Regions from separate parts of the Homo sapiens genome. Here region 2 is linked to region 1. The links are chromatin loops, found by intact Hi-C in ENCODE. Cell type or tissue: PC-9. All regions are shown on one strand. Links, peaks and the distances in the headings refer to the core of each region. The heading gives the core; the rest is flanking DNA.

The links. A loop is a pair of places that touch in the nucleus more often than their neighbours do. Peaks named below come from ENCODE experiments on the same cell type or tissue, not always from the same donor. Only the 100,000 strongest peaks of a DNase experiment are listed, where the experiment ranks them.
Region 2: it touches region 1 in a loop (7-fold over the local background); 4 of 110 quality-filtered maps call a loop at or near these places.

Annotation. Positions count from the first base shown.
Region 1 is chr1:62,177,770-62,189,377 of GRCh38, forward strand. It overlaps the pseudogene PIGPP2. Among named protein-coding and RNA genes, the nearest start is that of L1TD1, 11 kb to the right of the region's middle. In PC-9, for the core only: no CTCF peak of the experiment used is centred there; a DNase peak (open chromatin) is centred at 3,052; H3K4me3 peaks cover 447 bases; H3K27ac peaks cover 930 bases.
Region 2 is chr1:62,300,327-62,316,424 of GRCh38, forward strand. All of the region lies in intron 1 of KANK4 (KN motif and ankyrin repeat domains 4), which reads right to left. Among named protein-coding and RNA genes, the nearest start is that of KANK4, 11 kb to the right of the region's middle. RefSeq lists an enhancer at 8,150-8,836. In PC-9, for the core only: no CTCF peak of the experiment used is centred there; DNase peaks (open chromatin) are centred at 7,425, 7,915, 9,785, 11,425 and 1 weaker place; H3K27ac peaks cover 2,364 bases.

The sequences.
Region 1 (11,608 bases), core at 1-8,000:
AGAATCACCTTCCCTTTCCAGGTCTTTTCCTGATCCAGAGAGATTAACTAGAGTCTGGCACCTTTTAAGGCTTGATAAGAGACATTTACCATCTGTTCTACATAATAAGAACCTTGGTTTCCACAACCCCTTATCTTAACCCAGATACTCCTTTCTATTGATTCCTAGCCTTTAGATAATAACTCTTTCAACCAAATGCCAATCAGAAAATCTTTGTATCCACCTATCCCATCTTTCTGAACCAAACCAATGCATACCTTACGTGTCTAGATTGATGCTTATGTCTCCCTAAAACGTGTAAAACCAACCTGTAACCCAACACCTTGGGCACATGTTCTCAGGACCTCTTGAGATTTTGCCTTGGGCCTTGGTCACTCATACTTGGCTCAGAATAAATCTCTTCAAATTGTTTACAAGGTTTGTTTTCCCTGACTTATGAGAGCACAGCATCCACACATTGTGCAAAATGCCTTGTTCTTCAAGACTCAGTTCCCTATTACAACTTCCAAGAAACTTTTCCCCAGACATCCTCTGCAAGTTTTGCTAATGCAACTTCCTCTGCCATTCCATGAAACCTGTTGCTTGCTTATTTTTACCTTTTCAATTAACATGTTGTGTTAAAATTACCTGTTTACAGAATCTATCTTTCCCAGGAGATGCTGTAATTGCCCAATGGATTCACCTTGCCCACTGCTGTTGGGGTGATCAGACCCAACACCAGGTCATGGGGACGACGAAGTCCGGCGGAGTCAAAGGAATGATTAAAAAGACAGTTTGAGAGAAGTGGGCCCAGGGGGCCATCGTGTGAGGCTGCGAAGGCCCCAAGCTCTGGGAGCCCACGCTATTTATTGGTGCTCAAAGAAACAGGTGGTGAGGATGTGGGGTTTGAAAAGAAACAGTGTATCAAGTGAATGAGAGACATATGGCTACTTGAGATAATGGCAGTGCTGGAAGCAAGGAGCCAGCAAGTCTAGCACACATGCAAGCTCTGCCTCAGCTTCTCTCCCAACACTCAGCTTTTCTCCCAACATGCCCCCCTTCTCTTTTTTGTAAAAACCGCCACAGCTATCATTATTACTAGCATAAGGTGGCCTCTTTCTAAAATTAATTGAGCAAGGCAATCACAGGCTGTGCAGCCCTTAATTGCCAGTTGGTGATCCAGCTTCATTTTTCTTAGCCCTTATTCAAAATGGAGTCGCTCTGGTTTGAATGCTTCCTACATATTTCCCCTTTCCCTTTTACAGAGGACCCTTAATCCTAGGGGTTGCAGAAGGATGAAGGTCCACCTTCTGTAACTTCATGCTGAATAGGGGCGATGATACTCCTGCCTACCTATTAGGGTCTCTTGTATTCAGGGTAGAGAGGAGTTCAGTCAGAAAGCATTGGTTCGTTAAGTATCTATAGGTAAAACCCTGGCACTCCAGCACTTTCTCAGCATGGCTCATACTAGGGGAACCCAGTCCATGGTTGGGATCCATGGGTCCTTCCAGTCTCCTGTTCCATGGTCGTACACATCTTGAGGGCACCTACGTGGTTTGTTCATCTCCTGCAAAAACACAAGCATACCTTCACCCCCATGTTAGTAAATCTACTGAAACAGAAGCAAAAACGTTTGTGGCTGTAGCTGGGAGGCATGCTATTGCTGAAGCATTTGTAACTCAGCTTCTGCCTCTTTGGTTAATTACCATGGGGCAAAACTTACTGTTGATAACGAGAAGCAGGCCCCTTCTAACAGAAGGCACAGAGAAAGCAAATCAAGGCTTAAAAGCAATCCTTAAACCTTCAATTTGCACTGTACAGGTGGGTCCACTAGATGTTGTGGTTCATGATAGAACTTTAGATGTTTGGTGGGCACCCACACAGGCACCTGATTGTCACCTGGAGAGACACAAGCAAATCCTCTTCCCCATAAAATTATCTTTCCTTTTTCCCAGTTCTTTGTATGTGCATCCCTCTACCATATATCTTGTCCAGCCTTTTTATTTTCCTTTTGTCCTGTCAGGAGTTGTTCAGCTGCCGTAATGGGTTGATCTTTTTGTAAACTTAAAAAATTTAATGTTAATAAAGCTAAATGCAATTGCATATGCGGTGTCTTATATTCCTGGTCCCCTTTTGCTTTTGTATTTGAGTTTTTAAAGTACTATATTAGCTCTTTCCACTATTGCTTGTCCTCGTGAGTTATACGGAATACCTGCAGTATGGGTAATATTCCATTGTTGAAAAAATGTAGCCATGGCTTTACTATAGTATCCTGGGCTGTTACCAGTTTTGATTTTTTCGGGGATTCCCATAACTGAAAAGCAAGATAAAAGATGTCCTTTAACATGAGCTGTAGCTTACCCTGTTTGACATGTGGCCCAGATAAAATGTGAATAGGTACCTACTGAAACATGAACAAAGGACAATTTTCCAAAAGCAGGAATATGTGTTACATCCATCTGCCAGATGGAATTTGGAGATAAACCTCTACGGTTAACTCCTGGTCCTTGATGTGGCAGATGCAGGACTTAGCAGGCAGAACAGTGTTGCACAATTTCTTTAGCTTGTTTCCATGATAGACCATATCTTTTTCTAATGCCTGCGGCATTAAGATGGGTTAAAGAATGAAATGTTTGTGCATCAGCAAAGGCTGCAGACAACAATGCATCCGCCCTTTGATTAAGTTTAGTTAAAGGGCCGAGGAGGTTAGTATGTGCTCTCATATGAGTGATACAGAAAGGTGAATGCCTTTATTGTATTGTTTGCTGTAAAGAATGAAATAAAAGATAAAGTTGTTCATCAGTCACATTTCGAGTTAAGGCACATTCAATCCAGTATTTTGGGATCATTGTTGGGGAGAGCAGCCCTGGTTATAGTGTGCCCATGGGTTGAATCACAGCATTAACAGCCCTTAAATCTGTTAACATTCTCCACTTACCAGCTTTTTTCTTAATGACAAATACAGGAGAATTCCAAGGGGAGAAAGTAGGCTCTATATGTCCCTCTTGCAATTGTTCCTGCAACAGTTCTTTTAAAGCCTCCAGTTTTTCCTGTTTCCGCAGCCATTGCTCCACCCAAACCAGTTTGGCAGTTAGCCAAACAAGAGGAATGGGAGCCGGAGGCTCAACAATGGCCGCTCCTAAAAATGGCACCACAATCTGGTCCGACCTGTTTGCCCTTTTAATTCTAAAGGTTCTGATTGGTCATTTATCTTTTTCTAGTCCTTTTCCCAGGCGATATCCCATATTTTTCATCATTTGTCTACTATTATTACTATATTGATCCGTAGGAATAGATATTTCAGCATCCCATTGTTGCAATAAGTCTCTACCCCATATATTGACAGGAAGAGGTGTAATGATAGGCTGAATTGTCCCTTCCTGACCATCCAGCCCTTGACATGGTAAAATCAAAGAACTCTGAAAAACTTCCGAGGCAGCTCCTACTCCAACAATACCAATGGATGCCTTTCGCTTAGGCCAGTGCCAGGGCCATTGATTTACAGCAATAATAGAGACATCAGCTCCAGTATCTACTAGTCCTTCAGAATCTTTTCCCTGAATGGTTACTGTGCAAATAGGTCTTTTGTCAGACACTTGATTAACCCAATACACAGCCTTTCCTGCTGGATTAGTATTACCAAAGCCTCCTATTCTTTTCACTGTGCTGCTTCCTAGCTTTATGTAAGGTTAACAGCAACAACTGAGCAATTCTCTCTCCTGGGGAGGCAGACCACAGAGTCGAGGAACTAATAACTAATTTAATTTCTCCAGTATAATCAGAGTCAATTATTCCTCTATGTACAGTAACACCTTTTAAATTTAGACTAGATCTTCCAAGTAATAGACCGACTGTTCCTGACGGTAAGGGTCCCCTAACTCCCATGGGGACCTTCTCTGGTGGCTCCCCAAGAAGTAAGGAGATGGGAATTGTGCTGTAGAGGTCTACAGGCAGCAGCACTGCCTGCTGAGGCGGGGGACAATTGTTTTACATTTGTAAGGGCACTGGCTGTGCCGGGTATGCCTCGGTTTGTTGAGGGGCTTGAGGTGGGCCCCTCTTCCCGTTTCCTGAAATAGGTTGTCCATCTTTGCTAAATTTAGAATGACAATGATTTCCCCAGTGATTGCCTTTCTTATACCAGGGACATATACCGGGACTTTTCTGTTGATTGATGGCAGTAGTTTTTGCCTTTTGATTTCCTTTTCTACATTCCTTTCTTGTATGTCCAAATTGCCCACAATTAAAGCAAGAGCCTGAGAAATGGGGCATACTCCTTCCTACTCTTAATCCAGCCATAGCCCAAGCTAAAACAGTAGCCTTATGTAAGTTACCTTCAATGCCATCACAAGCCTTAATATATTCAGCTAAATGAGCCTTCCCTCTCAGGGGTCTAATAGCAGTTTGACACTCTGCATTAGCATTATCGTATGCAAGAAGCTGTATTACAACATCCTGAGCCGTTTTATCAGTTATGGCTTTATACACAGCCTCTTGGAACCAAGCAATAAAATCAACATATGGTTCTTTACGTCCTTGTCGGACAGAACTGAAAGAAGGATATTTTTCCCTCGTAACATTTATCCTTTCCCACGCCTGTAAGCACACAAAGCGCAGCTGAACAATGGCAACATCCTCCATTACTGCTTGATTCTCTAACCGACCCCAATTAGGGCCAACTCCCATTAACTGTTCAAAGGAAACAGGCACAGGTGGCTGTGCTTGTATGTTTTCCCTTGTCTGAGTTTGAGCTTCATCAGCCCACCAGGTTTTAAACTGCAAGTACTGAGATAGAGTGAGAACAGATTTTGTCAAAGTATCCCAATCATACAGTGTTAACCTGTTATCAAGAGTCATATTTTTAAATAAAGTTTGCACAAAAGGAGGGTTCGGTCCGTATTAATGGTTTGCTTAAATTCCTTTAGTAACTTAAAAGGAAAAGCGGCCCAATTAGTTATATTCTGTCCTCCTTGCTGGATTATAGTAATGGGAAATTGCCATGCTTCAAGGTCTCCCTTGGCTGTAGCTTTTTGAATAGAATTTTGTATAGTACCACCAATCGCTCCAGGTTTTAATGTTGCAACTACAGAAGCAGTAAGTTTTTCAGCTAATTTCTTTTCTTGCCCATTAAGGGGAGAGACAGGAGGTGGCCATTCACTTAATTCAGCAGGTGGAAGCGATGGGCTAGTAAAACATATTTTTATTTTCCTTTCTTTTCTTTAATCTCCTCTGGTAGCTGTTGCTCACACTCAGAATCTGAAGTTAGTTTTTTACACTTGTCCTCTTTCTCATCTGAATCTGCCTCATCATCTGTTTGAAATGGCTCAAGAGCCGTCTTTATTAGCACCCACACTGACCAAATGAAAACTGGAATTTCTGCTCCCTCTTTATATGCCTTTTTAAAATCTCTTCCAATTCTCTCCCATTCATCCAACTCCACAGTCCCTTGTTCAGGAAACCATGGACAAAACTGCTTTACTGTACTAAAGAGTGATAACAAATTCTGAGTACTAACTTACTCCCCCTCTTCGTAATAAATGCCTTAAGAAATGTAAATAAGCGGAATGTCTGCTTTCACTTTGTCCCATTGTTACTCTGGTTCTTCCAAGTGCTCAGCTTTCCTGTCAAGCTTCTTTTAGACCCCATGCTCTAGCGTTGCTTCACTGGGGTCTTTGTCACCCCACGTTGGGCAGCCAGGAATGTTGGGGTGATCAGACCCAACACCAGGTCGTGGGGGCAACGAAGTCGGCAGAGTCAAAGGATTGAGAAAAAGACAGTTTGAGAGAGAGAAGTGGGACCAGAGGTCCATTGCTATTGTGGAGGCTGCTAAGGCCCCAAGCTCTGGGAGCCCACACTATTTATTGGTAATCCAACAAAGAAACAGGTGGTGAGGATGTGGGGGTTGAAAGGAAACAGTGTATCAAGTGAATGAGAAACATATGGCTGCTTGACATAATGGCAGTGCTAGAAGCAAGGAGCCAGCAAGTCTAGGACACATGCAAGCCCTGCCTCAGCTTCTCTCCCAACACTCAGCTTTTCTCCCAACAACTGCCTAGACAGAGCACATTTATCAAGACAGGGGAATTGCAATAGAGAAAGAGTAATTCATGCAGAGCCGGCTGTGTGGGAGACCGGACTTTTCTTATTACTCTAATCAGTCTCCCCGAGCATTCGGGAAGCAGAGTTTTTAAGGATAACTTGGTGGGTTGGGGGAAGCCAATGAGCCAGGAGTGCTGATTGGTCAGGGATGAAAACATAAGGAGCTGAAGCTGTCTTCTTGCACTGAGTCAGTTCCTGGGTGGGGGCCACAAGATCAAATGAGCCAGTGTATTGATCTGGGTGGTACCTGCTGATCCATCAATTGCAAGGTCTGCAAAATATCTCAAGCACTGATCTTAGGAGCAGTTCAGGGAGGGTCAGAACTCGGTAGCCTCCAGCTGCGTGACTCCTAAACCATAGTTTCTTTTTTTTTTTTTTTTTTTTTGAAATGGAGTCTTGCTCTGTTGCCCAGGCTGGAATGCAGTGGCACGATTTCAGCTCACTGCAACTTCCACCCCCCGGGTTCAAGCAATTCTCCTGCCTTGGCCTCCCTGGTAGCTGGGACTACAGGCATGCGCCACCACCCCCGGGTAATTTTTGTATTTTTAGTAGAGACGGGCTTTCACCATGTTGGCCAGGCTGGTCTGGAACTCCTGACCTCAAATGATCCCAAAGAGCCTCAGCCTCCCAAAGAGCTGGGATTACAGGCATGAGCCACCGTGCCCGGCTTCTAAACCATAGTTTCTAATCTTGTGGCTAGCATTCGTCTTACAAAGGCAATCTAGGCCCCCGGCAAGAAGGAGGTCTGCTTTGAGAAAGGGCTGTCATTGTCTTTGTTTTAAACTATAAATTAAGTTTCTCTCAAAGTTAGTTCAGCCTATGCCCAGGAATGAACAGGGACAGCTTGGAGGTTAGAAGCAAGATAGAGCTGATTAGGTTAGATCTCTTTCACTGTCTCAGTCATAATTTTGCAAAGGCGGTTTCAATGCTAGACTATGAACTACTGCCAGGCTATGAGCTACTACATGAGCCATAGGCTATCAGCTACTGCTTTCCTACATATCAGGAATAGACTAGGGGAAAAGTATCATTCACAATAGTAATGAACATCAATTTTACAATTTTACTCAGGAATAATATATATATATATAATATATATATTTTAAACAGGGTCTCACTCCAACACCCAGGTTGGAGTGCAGTGGTGCATTCTCAGCTCACTGCAGCCTCAACTTCCTGGGCTCACGTGATCCACCCACCACAGCCTCCTGAGTAGCTGGGACTACAGGTGCGTACCACCATGCCTGGGTAATTTTTACACTTTTTATAGAGATAGGGTTTCGTCATGTTGTCCAGGTTGGTCTTGAACCCCTGGACTCAAGCCATCCTCTAGTCTCGACCTCCCAAAGTGCTGGGCTTACAGGCATGAGCCACTGCACCCAGCTATTCAAGAATAATATCTACAAAAAAAAAATGTGTAAGATCTATTTCAGAGAAAAAAAAACATGCAAAAAGTTTAAACAGCTGGGCGTGGTGACTCATACCTGTAATCCCAGGGAGCCTGAGATGGGAGGATCCCTTGAGCCCAGAAGTTCAAGACTAGACTGGGCAACATAGTGAGACCTCATCTCTAATTTAAAGAATGAGGCCAGGCACGGTGGCTCACATTTGTATTCCTAGCACTTTGGGATGCCAAGGCAGGTGGATCACTTGAGGTCAGGAGTTCGAGACCATCCTGGCCAACATGGTGAAACCCCGTCTCTACCAAAACTACAAAAATTAGCTGTGCATGGTAGCACGTACCTGTAATCCCAGCTACTTGGGAGACTGAAGCAGGAGAATCTCTCGAGTCTGGGAGGCAGAAGTTTCAGTCAGCTGAGATGGTGCCACTGCACTCCACCCTGGGCAACAGAGTAAGACTCCATCTCAAAATTAATAAATAAATAATAAAAATTTTTAAAAACTTTAAACAAATGATGGCATTAACAATGTTAATAGTAAACATTTATGGGCTGGGCACGGTGGCTCACATCCGTAATCCCAACACTGGTAAGCAGAGGTGGGTGGATTGCTTGAGGTCAGGAGTTCAACACAAGCCTGGTCAACATGCCAAAACCCTATCACTACTAAAAATACAAAAATTAGCCAGCTGTGGCGGTGCATTCCTGTAATCCAAGCTACTCAGGGTGGCTGAGGCAAAAGAATTACTTCAACCTGGGAGGCAAAGGTTGCAGCAAGCTGAGATTGTGCCACTGCACTTCAGCCTGGGTAACACAGTGAGACCTTGTATAAAAAATAAAAATTAAAAAAAAAATTATGGAAGGCTTACTATGCCATAGGCACAATTTTAAGCACCTTTGCATGTTTGACTTTATTTAATCAACAATTCTATGAGGCTGATACCATAGTATTTCTCATTTTACAGGAAATAGGCACAAAGCAAGTTAAGTAACTTGCCTGAGATTTCATCTTCATTGCTGTAAAGCTTGAATAATACGTAATTCTTCCCCAATTAATTTTTATATAACTCAACTTTGATTAAAATTCCCAAAGAGGCCAGGCACGGTGGCTCACACCTGTAATCCCAGCACTTTGGGAGGCCAAGGTGAGCAGATCACCTGAGGTCAGGAGTTTGAGACCAGCCTGGCCAACATGGTGAAACCCCGTCTCTACTAAAAAGACAAAAATTAGCCGGGCATTATGGTGGACACCTGTAATCCCAGCTACTCTGGAGGCCAAGGCAGGAGAATTGCTTGAACCTGGGAGGTGGAGGTTGCAGTGAGCCGATACTGCGCCACTGCACTCCAGCCTGGGCGACAGGGCAAAACCCTGTCAAAAAAAAAAAAAAAAAAATCCTCAAAGAAAGAAAGTTCACAGATGTAAACAATTCATATTTTATATAAGCACATATGTACATAGAAAAAAATCTGAAAAATCTGGAAGAATGTACGTCAAAGTATTTGAGGTGATTTATGTTTGCTTCTCTATATTTTTCTTTTTTTTTTTTTTCTTGAGATGGAGTCTCCCTCAGTCACCCAGGCTGGAGCGCAGTGGCACGATCTCAGCTCACTGCAGCCTCCGCCTCCCGAGTTCCAAGGATTCTCCTGCCTCAGCCTCCTGAGTAGCTGGAATTACAGGTGCCCACCACAACACCCGGCTAATTTTTTTATTTTTAGTAGAGACGGGGTTTCACCATGTTGGCCAGGCTGGTTTCAAACTCCTGACCTCAGGTGATCTGCCTGCCTTAGCCTCCCAAAGTGCTGGGATTACAGACATGATCCACCATGCCAGGCCTGCTTCTATATACTTTTCTTTAAAAAACAAAAAACAAAAGTGCAGTGGCGCCATCTCGGCTGACTGCAACCTCTGCCTCCCAGGTTCAAGAGATTTCCTGCCTCAGCCTCCCAAGTACCTTGAATTACAGCCTGCACCACCACACCTGGCTAATTTTGTATTTTTAGTAGGGACGGTGTTTCACCATGTTAGCCAGGCTGGTCTCGAACTTCTGATCTCAGGTGATCCGCCCACTTCGGCCTCCCAAAGTGCTGAGATTACAGATGTGAACCACCACACCCCCGGGCGTTTGTTTGTTTGTTTGTTTTTTCTTGTTTTTTTTTTTTGTTTTTTTTTGTTTTTGTTTTTCAGACAGAGTCTCACTCCTCACCCAGGCTGGAGTGCAGTGGCGAGATCTCAGCTCACTGCAACTCCGCCTCCCAGGTTCAAGCAATTCTCCTGCCTCAGCCTCCCGAGTAGCTGGGATTATAGGTGCCTGCCACCATGTCCAGCTAACTTTTGTATTTTTTGGCAGAGACAGGGTTTTGCCATGTTGGCCAGGCTGGTATTGAACTGACTTCAAGTGATCCGCCTGCCTAGGCCTCCCAAATGCTGGGATTACAGGAATGAGCCACTGCACCTGGCTTGTTTTTTGTTGTTGTTTGTTTGTTTTTGTTGTTGTTGTTGTTGTTTGTGAGATGGAGTTTTGGTCTTGTTGCCCAGGCTGGAGTGCAATGGTGCGATCTCAGCTCATCGCCACCTCCACTTCCTGGGTTCAAGCGACTCTCCTGTCTCAGCCTCCCAAGTAGCTGCGATTACAGGCATCCATCACCACACACAGCTAATTTTTAGTAGAGTCAGGGTTTCTCCATGTTGGTCAGGCTGGTCTCGAACTCCTGACTTCAGGTGATCCACCCGCCTCGGCCTCCCAAAGTGCTGGGATTACAGGCATGAGCCACTGCGCCCAGCTTTGTTTGTTTTTTAATAACAGAGTCTCACTGCATTGCCCAGGCTGGACTGGAGTGCAGTAGCACAATCACAGCTTGCTACAACCTCAAACTCCTGGATTCAAGTGATCCTCCCACCTCAGCCCCCCAGGTAGCTGGGACTACAGGTGTGTGCCATCACACCCAGCTAATTGGGTCTTTACTTTTTAGTAAAGACAAGGTCTCACTTTGTTGCCCAGGATGGTCTCAAACTCCTGCGCTCAACCAGATTTTTCCCAGCAGAAATACCCCTATGAGTTAAGAAGTCCGGGTGCGGTGGCTCACGCTTGTAATCCCAACACTTTGGGAGGCCGAGGTGGCTCGCCTGAGGTCTGGAGTTCCAGGCCAGCCTGGCCAATATGGTGAAACCCAATCTCTACTAAAAATACAAAAAATTACGTAGGTGTGGTGGTGGGCACCTATAATCCTAGCAACTTGGGAGGCTGAGGCAGAAGAATCGCTTGAACCTTGGGGGCGGAGGTTGCAGTGAGCCGAGATCACGCTATTGGACTCCAGCCTGGGCAACAAGAGTGAAACTCCTTTTAAAAAAAATGAGTTCAGAAATGTCATCTTTTTACACAGTGGGAAAAGAAAGATTGAGGAAAAGGCAGGTAAGGGTAAGAAAAGGGAATCTCTCAGACCTCAGTCGCCTTTTTAGGGAGATTCGCTTAAAAATAGATATATGTTTAAGTTGAGGCTCAGAAAACTGGTCGCCTTAGGGTGACTGGGATGGAGTTGGGGCACCATGGCATGTTCACCTTTCCCTCAATTTTTCTTTTTTTTTTTTTTTGAGACGGAGTCTCGCACTGTCACTCAGGCTGGAGTGCAGTGGCGCAATCTCAGCTCACTGTAAGCTCCGCCTCCCGGGTTCAGGCCATTCTCCTGCCTCAGCCTCCCAAGTAGCTGGGACTGCAGGCGCCCGCCACCACGCCCAGCTAATTTTTGTATTTTTAGTAGAGACGGGGTTTCACCGTGTTAGCCAGGATGGGTCGATCTCCTGACCTCGTGATCCGCCTGCCTCGGCCTCCCAAAGTGCTGGGATTACAGGCGTGAGCCACCGCGCCCGGCCTCCCTCATTTTTTCTTGTCTCCCCCTCCTGCAGCTTCCTGATCACTAGCACAGAGGACCCAGCGCTGAGACTGTCTAAAGCCGTAGGATAGTCATGGAGAATTCACCATTACATCTGCCAGAAAGAGCAATGTATGGCTCTGTTCTTTTCTTAAACTCCCAATTTGGCTTCATGCCTTGTCTACTATGGACTTTGGCTCCTGAATCTTGGCAAAATTCTTCATGCTTAAATTATTGGCTTCAAAAATACTGGGCAGTTGCATTAC
Region 2 (16,098 bases), core at 3,783-11,782, 130 kb after region 1:
CTTCTTCAGGCACTGGGCTAGGTTCTGTGGACTCATGGATGAAAAAGACAGGGTTCTTTTCTTTAAGGAACTCACCGTCCAAAATGGGAGGCAGAGACCTAAACAAGGACCTATGTGGTGTTAGAGAGGTGTGGCTGGAGCATCTCAGAGGATCAGAAAAACATCACAGATCTGGTATTTTTGAGCTGGGCGTTGAAGGATGAGTAAAAGTTAAGCAGGCAGATGGGAGAAGCAGCTCTCTAGCTAGAGATGAAAACATGTATGGTGGGCTTGAAGAATGACCAGCAATCCTGGCCTAGAGTACAGGGTCGGGGAAGCGGATGGCGGAAGACAGAGGTTGGAAGTCAGCTCATTTTATTTTCTAGAATAGGAAACCATCAAAAGTTCTTAAGCAGGGAGGAACAAGACGAAAGCTGGGTTTTAAATACAACTCTGACTGCAATGAGGGGCGTATGTCCCCAGATTCTGGACTATTAGTAGACATTCAATAAATATTTACAGAATGAACAACTGACTTCAAGAGGGAAATAGCAAGTCTGGCAAGCAGTCTGGCCAGACTTAATACCTTTCCCTAAATGCTCCTTTTATTTATTTTTTTTCTTGTAAGAGAACAGAAGCTTTTCTTCTCCTGTACTGAACCATTACAAATGTATATAATCTGAAATTGCAGGCATAATTACATAACGTCTTACATGGTTGGCAGTTTCATGAGTGTTGGCTTTGTCTTCCTGACTGAGTTTCGGCTCCGTGACAGCTCAATGCCTTTTGTGTTCTCTCAGCATTGCCCAAAAGCATCTATCATGTGCTGGGAACACAGTAGGCTCCAGGTAAGCAGAACATGAAACAGACTTACGGAGCACAAGAGCTGGACAGGCTCCTGCAATTACCGAGTTCAACTCTCTCATTTCACAGATGGGGAGACTGGGAGAAAGAGAAACATATGCACTATGTGGAAATGTGTGCACGCTCCTACTACTGGGTTCTTGCATTGCACAGCAGGGACCTGGGCTCAGTTAAGATTTTCAGGTACTAACACCAAAGGTCCAGACATAGACTGAAATTAACCAGTGATGAACCTGGCCAACAGCAAGGTGAACAGAACACCGACACACAAACAACACAGGCACAGAAGAATGTCTGACATACATGAGTGGTATTCAGCACCCACCGCTTATTAAATTATGAAAACAGCGTAGCCTGGGACTAGACCGGACAGAGGCAGGAAAGCACAAAGATTAAGGGTGTGGGCTTTGGAGTGTGTGGATCCGGGTCTGAATCCCAGCTCTGCCACTTACCAGTGTGTGTTTAGGTTCCCTAACTGCGCCCACCGCCTCTACTGCCAGCCCAGCGTCCAAATAGCTAACACGAGAAAAAAACAATTTCCTCCTTATAGGATTACACAGATGAATTGGGATGAGGTATGTAAAATGCTTATCACAGTGCCTGCAGTGGGGATTGAAAGGTCACCAACCAGAGAGAAAGCAAGGAAGAAAGCACTTGGCACCTAACAGCTGGGACAAGGGAGAAACCTGAAGCTTAGAGATGTAGATTCAAGAGCCATCCATTTCCGTGTGATCACCACGTGGTTGGGGGTGGGGGGTGGTGAGAAGCAAGAGCAAGCAGAGGAGTCTGAGGAGCACCCCTGAAGACAGTCATGCATGGGGAACAGGTAAGAAGGAAGAGCCAGGATGGGGTACAGCTCAGAAACACAAAGGGGGTCAGTTTTGAGAAGACTGTTCTATGATGTCAGATGCTGTGGAACTTGAAGACCATGTGAGGCTCGGGCTTAGTTTCAAAAGAGCAGGAGGCAGACGTCAAGGGTTGACAAGATGGTTGAAGCAGCAGATGGGCTACGCTTTGGCTGTTTTCCAGTGCAATTCAGGAGAGAAAGGGACAGTAGCTCCAGGGAGGGACAAGGTGAGCTCTGGGAAAGGCGAGCATGTTTGCAGGTCTGGAGGAAGAAGCCGAGGGAGAAGGATGGACTTCTAGATGCAAGAAAGAGGAGCTGGCATAGGAGTCGACATTTACTCCAGGCACTGTGCTAAATAAAAGATGCAACACATGTTGAATTTACTCATTACCACTACCTTAGGAGCTAGATGCTTTTATTATTTTATTTCATATTTTACAATGAGAAGACTAGGCAAAGAGAGGGTGCTTACAGACTGAATGAGCCCCCTCTAAAATTCGTATGTTGAAATCCTAACCCCCAATGTGATGGTATTAGGAGATAGGGATTTGGGCAGATAGAGCAGATGAATGGGGTTAATGTCCTCATAAAAAAGTCCCCAGAGTGCTCCCTGGCCTCTTCCACCAACTGAGGACTCAGAAGAAGACAACTGTCTATGAACCAGGAAGAGGGTTGTCCCCCAGACGTGGAATCTGCCAGCGCTTTGACCCAGGACTTCCAGCCTCCAGAACTGTGGGAAATAAAATTTATTAAAATTTATAAGCCACCCCGTCTATGGTAGTTTGTAATAGCAACCCAAATGGACTAAGACAGAGGTGAAATAGTTTACCCAGGTTAGCAGTAGGAGAATCTGAGATTTGAAGCCAAAAGCTCTGGCTTAAGAGTTCATGGCTTTTACCCAAAGGGCCAGTCTGCTAGAGTTTCTGGAGGTGGGAAGAGAAGGCTTTCAAAGTTTGGCTTTGGCAGGGGAGTGGAGAGCAAAGATGGAGAAAAACAGCAAGGTGGGAATGAGGAAGTTTAAGCCACATGATCTCCATCTTCTCAGGTAGGAAGAGATCAAGAGCTGAGACTGAGGGCTGTGTGAATGGACTTGGGAACTTACGAAGTGTAGATGAGGTTTGCAATAGTCAGTGAGGATACTGGGATGAGAGGCAGCTGACACACATGGAGGATGCCAAGTAGCAGATGAAGTCAAAGGGCATGGATTTAATGGATCCAGCAGTCCCAAGACAGGGTCAGAGAAATGGGACAGTAAAGTTTAATCCAGGATGGGGCTGACAAAAGTCAAAGGAGTTGAGAGAGGGAGATTGTAGGGCACAAAGAAGGGCATGATAGCTGGCATAATGGGGAGGGGCGGTATTTTCAACATCATGTCATCCATACCAACAAGTGCAAAGGTGAGGACAGGGCGAGCAGCCATGATGTGTTATAGCTGAGGTTTCCTGACCAGCCCCCCGACCCAAAGGCACCCTAATTACAAAGGTGCCCAAAAGCACCCACCGCCCATCCCAAACTAAGTCGTCTTGGTTCATAACTCTGCTGCCCAATATCGTAGCCACCAACTACATGTTAGTGGCTAACTAACTACATGTTACTTAACTAACTACTGAGCACTTGAAATGTAGCTAGTCTGAATTAAAATGTGCTGTAAGTGTAAAGTACACCTGAATTTCAAAGACTTAATATGAAAAAATGAATATAAAATTTCTCTTTTTTTGGTACTGATCACATGGTGAAATGATAATATTTTGGATATATTGGGTTAAATAAAATATATTAAAATTAATTTCACCTGTTTTCTTTTTATTTTCTTTAATGTACTCCTAGAAAACTTAAAATGTATTTCAAATTCTTTTTCTTTTTTTCTTTTTTTTTGAGACAGGCTCTCATTCTGTCACCCAGGCTGAAGTGCAATGGTGCAATCTCAGCTCACTGGAACTTCCGTCTCCCAGGTTCAAGCGATTCTCCAACCTCAGCCTCCCAAGTAGCTGGGACTACAGGCACACACCACCATGCCTCGCTAATTTTTGTATTTTTTGGTAGAGACAGGGTTTCCGCATGTTGGCCAGGCTGGTCTTGAACTCCTGACCTCAAGTGATCTGCCCACCTTGGCCTCCCAAAATGCTGGGATTACAGGCATGAGCCACCATGCCCGGACCTTCAGATTCTATTTCTATTGGCAAGAGCTGGTCCATATACCAAATTTGGGCTAAATGAATGTTTTAGGCCCATTTAACCAAGACGTTGATCTGAATAGCAACAGAACTGATAAGTTTTGATTTGTTGGACATGGGAATGGAGTGCCAGGGAGCTGTGACCTGAAATAAGAAAGAGGTGCTCACTGGGATACCAGAAGCAGATTTTTATGATGTGCCACTGATGGGGGCAAGAAAAGGGCCAAACATCCAAAATGAGACCAAATGTCAAAAAAGCCCACAAGCCTTCCAGTGATGACAAGAAGGACCCTGGACCTGCTTCCAATCCAGGATTCTCCCCTTCTAGCTCTGCACTGGGCCTTAACTTCCCCAGCTCCTGTCTGCCCCCTCCACTGACCTCAGGTGACCTCCAAACTGCCCCACCCAGCCCCATCCTCTTCGCTTGCTCCCACCAGTCTCTTTAGGACACTAAGCCCAACAACCTCATGCATTCCAAAAAGCCTCTCCCAACCAGCCAGCACTGGGGCCGATTACCCGCCCCCTCGCCAACAGCCTCCCCTTTCAGGAGATTCCTGCCAACAATTAAGAAAGGAGGCAATATGATACAGCGCGACCGGCATGGCTTGTGAGCCAGGAAATCCAGATCCTAACTCAGATTTGTCCAATTTCTGCTGTGTGAGTTTAAGGCATATCACAACTTCTCTGGGCCTCAGCTGCTTATCTGCTACCTACCACTACTGTCCTAAGTCTATAGACTTGCCAGAGGGTTCAATGAGATAATGGGAGTACAAGTGCTTTGCTAAAGACGAAGTGATATCCAAATGAAAGGGAATATTGTAATCTAGAGAGGGAAGCAGAAGAGATGTGAAAACGGAAAAGGAGGGTGCAGGAAGGAGGTGTCACTTGCAAAGACAAGCTGTGAATCCCCTCCATTGTACTAAGAGGGGTTGACCTTTCCTACGGCAGGAGGGCACCTCCATCTCCCCAAGAGCCAGCACAGGCCAAAGCCTTCCTATCAGAGAACACCACATACCTACCTGGCTTCAGAAATTTTCCTGCAGCTGAATAAATAAAAGTGATTCCAGGGAAAATGTCCTAAACAAAACCCGAATGCAGCTGTTGATGAATTGCTTGAGATTTTTTTTTTCTTTTTTGAGACAGAGTCTCGCTTTGTCGCCCAGGCTGGAGTGAAATGGCGTGATCTCGGCTCACTGCAACCTCCGCTTCCCGGGTTCAAGCAATTCTCCTGCTTCAGCCTCCCAAGTAGCTGGGATTACAGGCGCCTGCCACCAAGCCTGGCTAATTTTTTTGTATTTTTAGTAGAGATGGGGTTTTGCCATGTTGGCCAGGCTGGTCTTGAACTCCTGACCTAAGGTGATCCACCTGCCTCAGCCTCCCAAAGTTCAGGGATTACAGGTGTGAGCCACCATGCCTGCCCCTGCTTGAGATTTTAATGTTAAACAGCACTGAAAGGAGGATTTTAAGCTCCACTGTGAAAGTTATAACTCATCCAAGGTTCACTGGCCCTCTGAACCCTCCTGCAACACGGTGAAGGAAGAAAAATCGGGAATCCAAAGAATGGAAGATGTTAAGCAGGGGTTGCTTTCTCCTGACACTGCATTGCGCTCTGATAACCCAGTACCCAAAAAGCTGCTTTGAACACATTCACATTTTATTTAACCCTCAGTAGAACCTTTGAAGGAAGGAATTATCATCTCCATTTAAAAGAACTGGCAACTAAGGTTTGGAGGTGCCCAGTGGGGATTCAGGACTAGCTCTTTCTATTTAGTAGTGTTTCCCATTACAGACTCTCTCTCTCTCTCTCTTTTTAACACAAGGTCCTGTTCTGCTGCCCAGGCTGGAGTGCAGTGGTGCCATCATGGCTCACTGTGGCCTCAAACTCCTGGCCTCAAGCGATCCTTCTGGTTCAGTCTCCTAAGTAGGTGGGACTACAGGCATGTGCCACCATGCCCAGCTAATTTTTATTTTTATGTTTTGTAGAGATAGGGGTCTCACTATGTTGCCCAGGCTGGTTTCAAACTGCTGGCCTCAAGCGATCCTCCTGCCTCAGCCTCTGAAAGCATTGGGATTACAGGCATGAGTCACTGCACCTAGACCACAGACTTTCTTTACTCAGACCCAGACATAATTAATGACTTGCAATATGTTCAAGATGGAGTATGAGGAAAAAAACAGCAGGACAATAGGTAAGCCCCATTTTTATTTAAAAAATTTTCTATACAAATATATCTGGATATGTATCTAGCTCTATATAAGAATATGTAGTTACATATCATATATATACAGTGCCAAACTAGATCAATTTCCTCCAAACTGGTCTATATGCTCTAACCACCAGTTCTTGACAGTTTAAAGTTTTTGCCTTTATATGCTTCTACATTATTTTATTATTATCATTTTTTAAACAGATTCTCTATCCCTGTTGCTCAGGCAGAGGTGCAGTGGCATGATCATAACTCATTACCTCTATATATTTTTCAATGTTTGCTGCTAACTGGTATGATATTTATAATAATTTTTAATAAAAAAATTCCCAATAGTGTTCACAAAGCCTTTCAAATTGTAAAGGCCACCCCCTCCAACATACACATTATTTAGAGGAATAGTAATATAATATAACATAATAATAATTTCTTTTCCTCTCCTCCTTTTCCAAATTATTCCTAAAAATTCTCTTTGTATTAGTTTCTGTAGCAATTAAACACACAAACACACAGAAACATTTCACTCTGTCCTTCTTTTTAAGCTTAAAAGGATAATAAAGTAAGATAGTAAACATCTTACAATACAATAAATATTGGCCAAGGGTGGGTGTTTTGGTGTCATCCCCAGTAAAGATGCCAGACACTGCAGCTGAAAGCAAACAGGCCTACCCGTCATTCCATCTTTCCAGATGTCCTGGCCCCACCTTCACTTCGTCCAGGTTCCTTCCCAGGCCATCATGCAGGAAGCATCCCATTTGCCCCACCTAACTGCTTCTCAACCCACAATCAAAATTTTCCTGAGGAGTCCGGTGCGGTGGCTCACACCTGTAATCTCAGCACTTTGGGAGGCTGAGGTGGGTAGATCGCCTGAGGTCAGGAGTTCGAGACCAGCCGGGCCAACATGGTGAAACCTTGTCCTACTAAAAATACAAAAATTAGCCGGACGTCGTGGTGCACACCTGCAGTCCCAGCTACTTGGGAGGCTGAGGAAGGAGAATGGCTTGAATCCAGGAGGCAGAGGTTGCAGTGAGCTGAGATCGCAGCACTGCACTCCAGCCTGGGTGACAGAAAGAGACTCTGCCAAAAAAAAAAAAAAAAAAATTCCTGAGGAGTAGTTAAAATTCATTTCCTAATCTGATAAACAGACTATAATGTGAATAGTTTAGAATTTCCTTTCTCCTCCCCTGTAACACATTAACATTCTGAGAACATTGTAATAACTCCACAGTAAGCTTATGGCAGAGATTTCAGACAAGCCAGTTGGCTGTGGGACCCCAGCCATCACCGAAGGTCCACTGCTCACCTTCCAGCCAGGTGTGGCCATGGTGGGAGTGACTCAAGGCTAGTGTTGCCAGACCTGATTTTTTTTTTTTTTCAAAAGAAGCTAGACATGTAGATTTATGTAAAATCTGATTTTTAAATGTTGACAGAATTCTTCTTTTTTAAAAAATGCTATGAAGGTCAAACAGAACCCAAATGCAAGCCAAATGCCACCCATGTGCCTGCCAGCTAGGCCCTGAAGGCTGTCTCTGCATACCTCTCTAGCCTCATCTCCAATTCCTCTGCCCTTCATAAATGCCACTCACACCTCACCCCCTGCCTTAACACCCCTGTGCCTTTGCTCACCCCGTATCCACCCTGTAGGATGCCCTTTTTTGTCTTTTCTATCAGACTGGCAAGTGGCAGGTTGCAGCTTGGTCTCTGGGCCCCAGGAACCAGCATTCACCTCTGCCTGCCCTTTGCTCCTGGTCTCTAGCGCCCTAGGGAAAAGTGTTTTCTGCATGATTCAGGCTCTGCTTTGGAAGGCTAACTACAGTTATGATGGATGACAGTGGGGACGCACCTTCCCCAGAGGCTAACAGGAAAGCCGGCTGGAGAGGCTCACACAGGCGCCTGCATGGAGAGGGGCCTAATGACCTCCTATTGCCCAGGGCGGCTGCCTGGCCAGATAATGTGCCTTCTGCAGTCAGGACAAGAGCAGGGGTGGGAGGATCCTGTAGAGAGCCCTGAAGTGAGTCTATGCTGGTTACCAGAAAACTCCTGAGCAGCTGCACCCCCTACCCCTCCTCACTCACCAGCCAGGAGCCTGGGCCAGGTGCTCCTGCTCCTGATCTCTCTCCTGGTCCAGGTTGGAGAGAACTATCCTGGTCTCAGGAGGAATCACAAAGAATCTAGCCAGGCTGACATTCTCAAAAGCCCAGCCACCCTCTCAAAGGAGCAGTTTCCAGCACCCACCAACACTCATCCCAAGATCAGAGGGTTAAGGAAAACTCTGGTTTCCTGCTACCACCACCACAACCACCACCCCCAAAGTCAAGCCAGGGAGGGAACACCGAGGGCACCTCTCCCCAGGGAACTCAGCACCTCAGAGAACTTGCCTAGAAGGCAACGATCTGGGAAAAATGTCACAGGGCCCAAACCCTCCCAGAGAAAGGCAGATTCCTAAGTCCCCTCCCACCCAGACTTGGCATCTAAGCAGCTGGGGTGGAGGAGCAGGGTCCCCCTGACTTCTGATTCTCCTGCCTCTTTTTCCTCCATCTCCTCCCTTAGGGACCGTCCCAGAACCTCCCTTGGGGCTCCCAGGGGCTTTCAATCCTCACCTCCAGGATAACTTGAAGAATACCAGGTGTTTTAGCCTGTCTGGGCTGCTATCACAAACTACCATAAGATGGGTGGCTTCCAAACAAAAGATGTGTGTATGTCTCACCGTTCTGGAGGCTCGGAGAATGCCATCAGCGTGCCAGCATGGCTGGGTTCTGGTGGGGTCCCTCTTTCAGCTTGCAGACTGTTGGCATCTGGCGTGTCCTCACATGACAGAAGGGTTGACAGAGCTCTCTCTTCTAAGAGCACTATCCCATTTGTGAGGGCTCCACCTTCATGACCTAAGTTACCTCCCAAAGATTGCATGTCCTAATACCATCACATTGGGGATTAGAACATCAACATATGAATTCTGGGAGGATACCAGCTTTCAGACCACAGCACCAGGCTCTCATTGAGAATCCCAGGCAGACCTGGTAGCATCCACAGGCAGTTTAGCTCAATAAATCCTCGACACACCAGTGAAGTAGGATCTTTTACCCTATTTTAAAGGCAAGAAAGTTAACTTCAAAACCACTTTATAATTAGAAAGGAAAAAGAAACCTTCAACTGAAAGAAGACTACATTACTTAAATTTTTTTAAAAAAGCTAATTTTATTAACTAGTTATTATGTGCCAAGGGCTTTAAGTGCACTATCTCATTTCATCTTGGGTAACCCTATAATACAATCTTTTTTGTCCCCATTTTACAGATAGGAAGCTGAGGATAGGGCAGCGATGTGACTTAGCCAAGGCCAGGGGAATTTCACTCTTCCACGGGCCACACTGCGATGGACTAACAGGTTCTCCTTCCAGGTAACACATCTACATTTTAACAAGAGCTGCCTGGAGAAGACAAAGTAGCCCAAAGCAATGGTTCAAAAGCGGGGAATTTCTCTGCCAGTGGGCAGAGCTCTCAGGGCAGGAGCCTTTTGGCACCAGCAAGCATCACCCGAAGGCGGCCACCCACAGGCCTGGCTGACACAGGGCTCCATTCAGCAGTCGGCAAAGCCAAGGGACATGGGGATAGAATGAAGAAGAGGATTAAGTCAGGGAAGGCCAGCCCCGAGGCAGGCACTACAGCAAGGCAAGCAAGCACCTGAAGAAGAATGTGCTCCTCCCCTGTTCCCTTGTCCAAAATATCAGTCACTTAACCACGTGGAATCATCAGTCCCAGGGCAGGGCAGCAAACTGGGGCAAAAGTCCTCACTCAGCTCAGTCATTCAATCCCCTTGCCACCCAGGGCCTGCCACCTGCCCTCTCTGGTTCGCTCCTCAGTTGTAAGACAAGGGGGACGATCTAGGTAAGTGGTAAGGTTTCTTCCACCCTCAACTAATACAAAATTGCGTAGGAGCCTAGTGCATCTGGCACTTGGAGCAGCAGCATTAATGGCCAAGGTAGGATGCAGGGAGGACTGGAGAGAGAGGGAGAAAGCAGCAGGGGCCAAAGAAAGGTGAGGGACAAGCTCTAGGTGACGGAGACCAGAAAAGGGGTTTGGGGGGCTGGGGTGCCAAGAATGGGCAAATTCCCTGAAAGGGGGAATGAAAGAAACAATTCATTTGCTTTTATCAAGGTTCTACTGAGAAGGCCTCCATGACAGATGCGGCACTGGGCACTGGGAAGGGGAGAAGGAGCTTCTATACAGAGGGACAGCCATGCACAGCAATAGCAATTAGCTCTTCACAAGGCCAGAGCCAGGTACTATGATGAGTAGTGCCTGCTGCTCATGTTGGAGAGAAATCAGGGAAGCCTTCCTAAAAGAGCTCACCTGAGAAGATGGGGACAATTTCACCCAGTCTAAGTCTAGTTCCTCCCACCCAAATGGAAAGAACTACCCAAAATGGCGCTGAAGCACTAGAGGGAGAATAGGTAAAATTAGGCAAGCACCATTATCTCCATTTCACAAATACAAAAACTGAGGTTCAGCATGGTCATGGCCAGGTAGCAGAGCTGGCATTAGAACCCATTCTGCCTGACTCCACAGCTTTTGCTTGTAATTTCTATTCTGTCATCACTCCTGCAGACTGTATGCCTGTGAGTGGGTTAAGGGTGGGAGGGGAAGGAACTGGCGTGAGAACAAGCAAAGGCCAGAGAGATGGATTGGGGAAGATGAGGATGGATAGTAAGCACTTTCCTACCAAAAGAATATGGCAGCCAGAGCTTTCCCAAACACACTCTTCCCAGTTGCCTGTAGTAGGTTTCAAGAACAAGTTTCTAGAATCAGGCAGATGCAGGCTGAGCTCCTGGCTCCACCACTTGATATCTCGGGTACCCTAGAGCAAGTGTTTAACCTCTTAGAGCTTCACTTTGCTCACCAATACAACGGGAATGATAACAGTCATACCTTATTGAGTAGTGGGTAAAGATGAAACAACTGCTATATTCAAAGGTCTTGGCACGGTGTCTGGCACAAGTTCGATAAAAGGTAGCAAAAAAAAACACAACCACTACTCTAATAAATATTGCTCCAGTAGACGCTCCTGTTTCCTGGCTTCCTCCTCAAAATCACCATGGGGCCAGTCCTCCACATCCTCCCTCCTCCTCCTTTGCATACCCTCCATTTCAGAACCCACTTCAAAGCTACTTCTTCACCAGCTTCATCTCCTTCCTAGGATTCTAGTTTGCACTGGATCAAGGGATTCATCAGTTAGTCTACACAAACTCCTTAACCTCTCGGGATCATCATTGCGCGCTAGGTGGTTGTTCCAGTAGATTGCTTTGCATGGGATTAACCAAGCAATCAGCTCAGGGGCTGGTGGGTTTGTGGGCTGATAGAATTACCCGATGAGTCAGCCGTGTGTGCCTGCAATTTGTAAATTGACCTCTAGATAACATCAAAGTCTTCTACCCAAACCACAAATTCTGCGCTTTTGCAAATTTGCCAACAATTAAATAAAATTTACTACTCCTTAAGAATGTCTTCCACTAATTAGACAGTGACAGATGAGTATATAAAAAGTCAGGGTGAGGGAGGGTAGGAAATTGGGGATAAAGCTTACTGACTTCCTGTCGGGGGTCTTAACCTTTTTTGTGCCTTCATCCCTTTGGCAGACTGGTGAAGCCTATGGACTCTTTCTCAGAACATTTAAAAATGCATAAAATAAAATGCATAGCTTGACTACAAAGAAAACCAATAATATTGAAATATAATTAATAAAATTTTTTAAATTGTGTAATATAGTAATATATTCTTCTTTATTAATGCATTAAATAACAAGCTCTGGCAGCAGGTATAGTAACTACTATAAATACAAAGCCATCAGGGACATAAATAATATTTCAAGGTATCTGTCGCAGCTAAAATGTAACATGAAAATATCTGTGATTTCTAGTGGTGACAATGTCACAGGGACTGCAAATACACTGTGGATTGTTGCCTACATTCGTAATACAAGAAAATCCTAAATAAAGATGCTTTTTTTCCCCTATCCAAGTTTACAGACTCCTCTGAATTCTATACGGGAACCCCTTGGGGCTCTTGACCCTAAGTTAAGAATCTCTGTTAGATCCTTTATGGCTCAGTAAGTATTTCTACTGGGCACATTTCTGAGTTCCAGCTCACCCTTCTCTCCTTCTTGAAGAATCTCCACCCACACCCTTTCTGCCTCAAAAGTTCTTCACATAGGACTCTCTTCTGCCCACCCCTCTCATCCAACTGGCCCAAGGAGGACCCCTGCCACAGTGGCATCCCATGCCCTGGCTGCCTGGCACCTGCCAAGACAGAGACTGGAGAGAAAGCCTCACTTGCAGAGAACCAGCTCAGACATCAGGATGCTCTCTGGAACTTGAAGTCAGCAACAAAAGAGAGCTTCGTGCAATCGTAGGGCAAGGGGTGGGTTGGCAGGTGCTGTGTTAATCCATGGCACTTAGAATGTAGGCCAGTGACCAGCTGTACTGGAAGAATGACCTTGAACTCAAACTCCTCTCCACGGTATCAACTGCCTCAAGGATGCTTGGCCTCCTTCCAGACCTGTGCTTAGACATCAATACAGTGGTTCCCCCCCAAACCCCTGTTATCTGCAGTTTCGCTTTCTGAAGTTTCAGTTACCTATGGTTAATGAAGGTCCAAAAATATTAAGACATTTTGAGGGAGAGAGAGAAAGACCATATTCACATAGTTTTTGTTACAGTATTATTGTTATAATTGTTGTCTTTTGTTATTGTTGTTAATCTCTTACTGTGCTAATTTATAAATTAAACTTTATCACAGGTATGTATGCATAGGAAAAAGCATAGTATATATAGAGTTCAGTACTATCCATGGTTTTAGGCATCCACAGAGGGTCCTGGAATGTATCTCCCATGGGAAAGGAGGTACTACTGTACTGCATTTTATGGCTTCTCAGTCTCTTCCTGGAACCACAACTCAAGGGAGTCTCTGTTTTCTGTGTTACAAGAGCCCCAGGTCAGCACCATTTTATTAATATAGACAAAGAAGCTGAAGTTTAGTAAACTTGAATAATGTTCTCAGGCTCACGGGGATAATAAATGGTGAAGCCATTTTCCCTTTCTTTTCCTCTCACTCCCAAACACCCTATTATGGAGGGGCAGGTGGGTAATGCCTTTTGTTATTATTTTTTATTTCAAATCACACAAATGATCCATGAAAATAATCTCTTAAAAATTCAAACATTACACCGCATGTTCTCATTCATAAGTAAGAGTTGAACAATGAGAACACATGGACACGGGGAGGGGAACATCACATACTGGGGCCTGCTGAGGGTGAGGGGCAAGGGGAGGGAGAGCATTAGGACAAATACCTAATGCATGCGGGGCTTAAAACCTAGATGACGGGTTGATAGGTGCAGCAAACCACCATGGCACATGTATACCTACGTAACAAACCTGCACGTTCTGCACATGTATCCCCAAGCTAAAAGTAAAATAATAAATTTTTTTTTAAATTTAAACATTGATAAAATGCCCTCCCCATTCATACTCAACGTCGTACCTAATAACTGTAGACCCTGACCACACTATTATATTCAGCCACTACCGAACTTGCCATTCCGTCTTTTTGTTTTGTTTTGTTTTGATTTGTTTTGTTTTTGAGATGAAGTCTTGCTCTTGCCGCCCAGGCTGGAGTACAGTGGCGCGATCTCGGCTCACTGCAACTTCTGCCTCCTGGGTTCAAGCGATTCTCCTGCCTCAGCCTCCTGAGTAGCTGGGATTACAGGCATGTGCTACCATGCCCAGCTAATTTTTGTATTTTTAGTAGAGATGGGGTTTCTCCATGTTGGCCAGGCTGGTCTCGAACTCCTGACCTCAGGTGATTGGCCTGCCTCAGCCTCCCAAAGTGCTGGCATTAAGGTGTGAGCCACTGCGCCCAGCCTCCATTCTGTCTTTTAAACCTTTCCCCAGGAGTAGGATGGCTACATTTTCCAAGGCAGAAGGGAGAGCGGGGTGGGAAACACCGATGAACTGAGCGCAGCGCCTGAAAACACTCAGCCCTGCTGCCTGGTGCCCTGCTAGGAACATCCAAATCGATGGCACCGAGAGCTGGCGTCTCCGGGCTGCTGGGCAGAAACCAGGATGTGGAGGGGAATCGGCACCGAAGGCTGCTCTTTTATCCTTGTGTGGAGCAAATTCTCCCTATGCTGTATTTCTCTCCCCCCTTGTCATTTGACGTCAGAGCCACAAATTAGAAATACATACCAAAGGAAACTCTGCAGACACAAAGGATCCTTCCATGCAAAGGGGGAAAAGCCACAGCCACATTAAAAAAAAAAAAAATCTATCCAACCAACAAGTTTTATTTACTTTTGGGGAAAAAATGAGGAGAGTGATGGAACTGGGATTTGTGTTTTCTCCCACAATGCCTGTGTCTCCAGAAAGCTATTTGAGGGGGCAGAGCCCAGGGCCTGGGCGAGACAGTGAAGTGATCCTTTTGAAAACAGGACTTCTTTCTCTTGGAGAAGGAACGCTCGGCCAGCTTCTTCAGACGCCACCAATCTATAACTGCCCATGTATCACATTCACCATCTACGTACTTTAAATCTTGGACAGCATTTATTTTATCCTGGAAACTGTGACAGCCCTGTTTTTAGCCGGAGGGCCCCTTTTCTCTCCTTTAATCCTACTTTGAAATATTATCTGTGTAGACTGCAGGCTGTTCACAGAAAGGCCCATTAGAAGCCTCTTAGTCCAAACTTGGTCTGGGAGATTGGCGTCCTGAGGCACAGAGAGGTTATGGACCAGCTGTAAATCACACAGCTGCTTGGCGGTGAATCTAGGCTCCAATCCCAGGATACACTGACCTCCAAACCCATGCCTCTTCCCACAAACTCTACTACAGTGTAGCACAAAGTGGTTAGCCGTCTGATCTCCAAAGACAGAGGGCTCTGTGAAATCCCAGTTTTATGGTCATTTAATATGGACCATGACCCTGGGCAAGTCACTTAACCTCTCTGAGCCTCGATTTCCTTACCTACACATTGGGGATTATGGCAGTAACTAACTCTAGGATAAGGGTGAGGCTTGACTATGCCAGGGATCGACACACATGTACATTATGATATTGTACTGTTCCTGTTTCACACACAATCGAGTGGCTCTGTGATAACTGTATCCACGCCATCATCCAGAAATTGGCAAGAAAGGATTGTTCTCAAACCCATTGTACAGATAGGAAAATTGAGTCCCCCCGCCCACAGATGACATAACTTGCACAACATCAGAGTTTTAAAAGTAAGTATATAGGTGGAGGCTGCAGTGAGCCATGTTCATGATACTGCACTCCAGCCTAGGTAACAGTGAGATCCTGTCTCAAAAATAAATAAATAAAAGTAAGCATATTCTCAGCACTAAGAAGTCCTAAATATCCTCCCCACCATACCTACCGAAGTGCAGGTTGAACTAGGAGTAAAAGTTGCCTCTTCCCTTCCCCCTGCAGAGCAGAGCCACGAGTGCACAAGCACATACTCCATGGCCCTGTCTTGTAAACTGGAATCAGCACGGGTCCTGGCACAGAGCAGAGGCTCAATGCAGTTTCAAAGAATGGGTGAATTCCTGAATCAATGAAAATCCCAATCTGCTAAGAAAGGGGCCAGGCAGGCAAGAGCTCTGGTAGCAGCAAGCAAGAACCCCGTTCTCTCCTTAGCCTGTTCTGCAGGAAGAAACCTTTGACAAGGTCAATAGCTGGGCCTCTGATCTCAATGGTCCACCAAGGGCGTCCCCCAGTCTGGCCCACATGGCCCAATCCAGGACCCAGGAGGTAACTGTGAAGCACAAGTGACCCTCCTCCAGCTAAAACAGATGTAATAATATTGCAGGCAAAGGGCGGTGAACAGGCCAGGGAGAGGGCCCATCTGTCTTCCTAATTGTCAACTCTGCCCATAATATTTTTCTCCCTGTCACACCTTAGGCTGCTACTGAACTGAAGCAAAACCAAGATATCCATCTTCCAGCCATGAGCAGTGGCCTTCATAAAGTACCAGGAACGAAA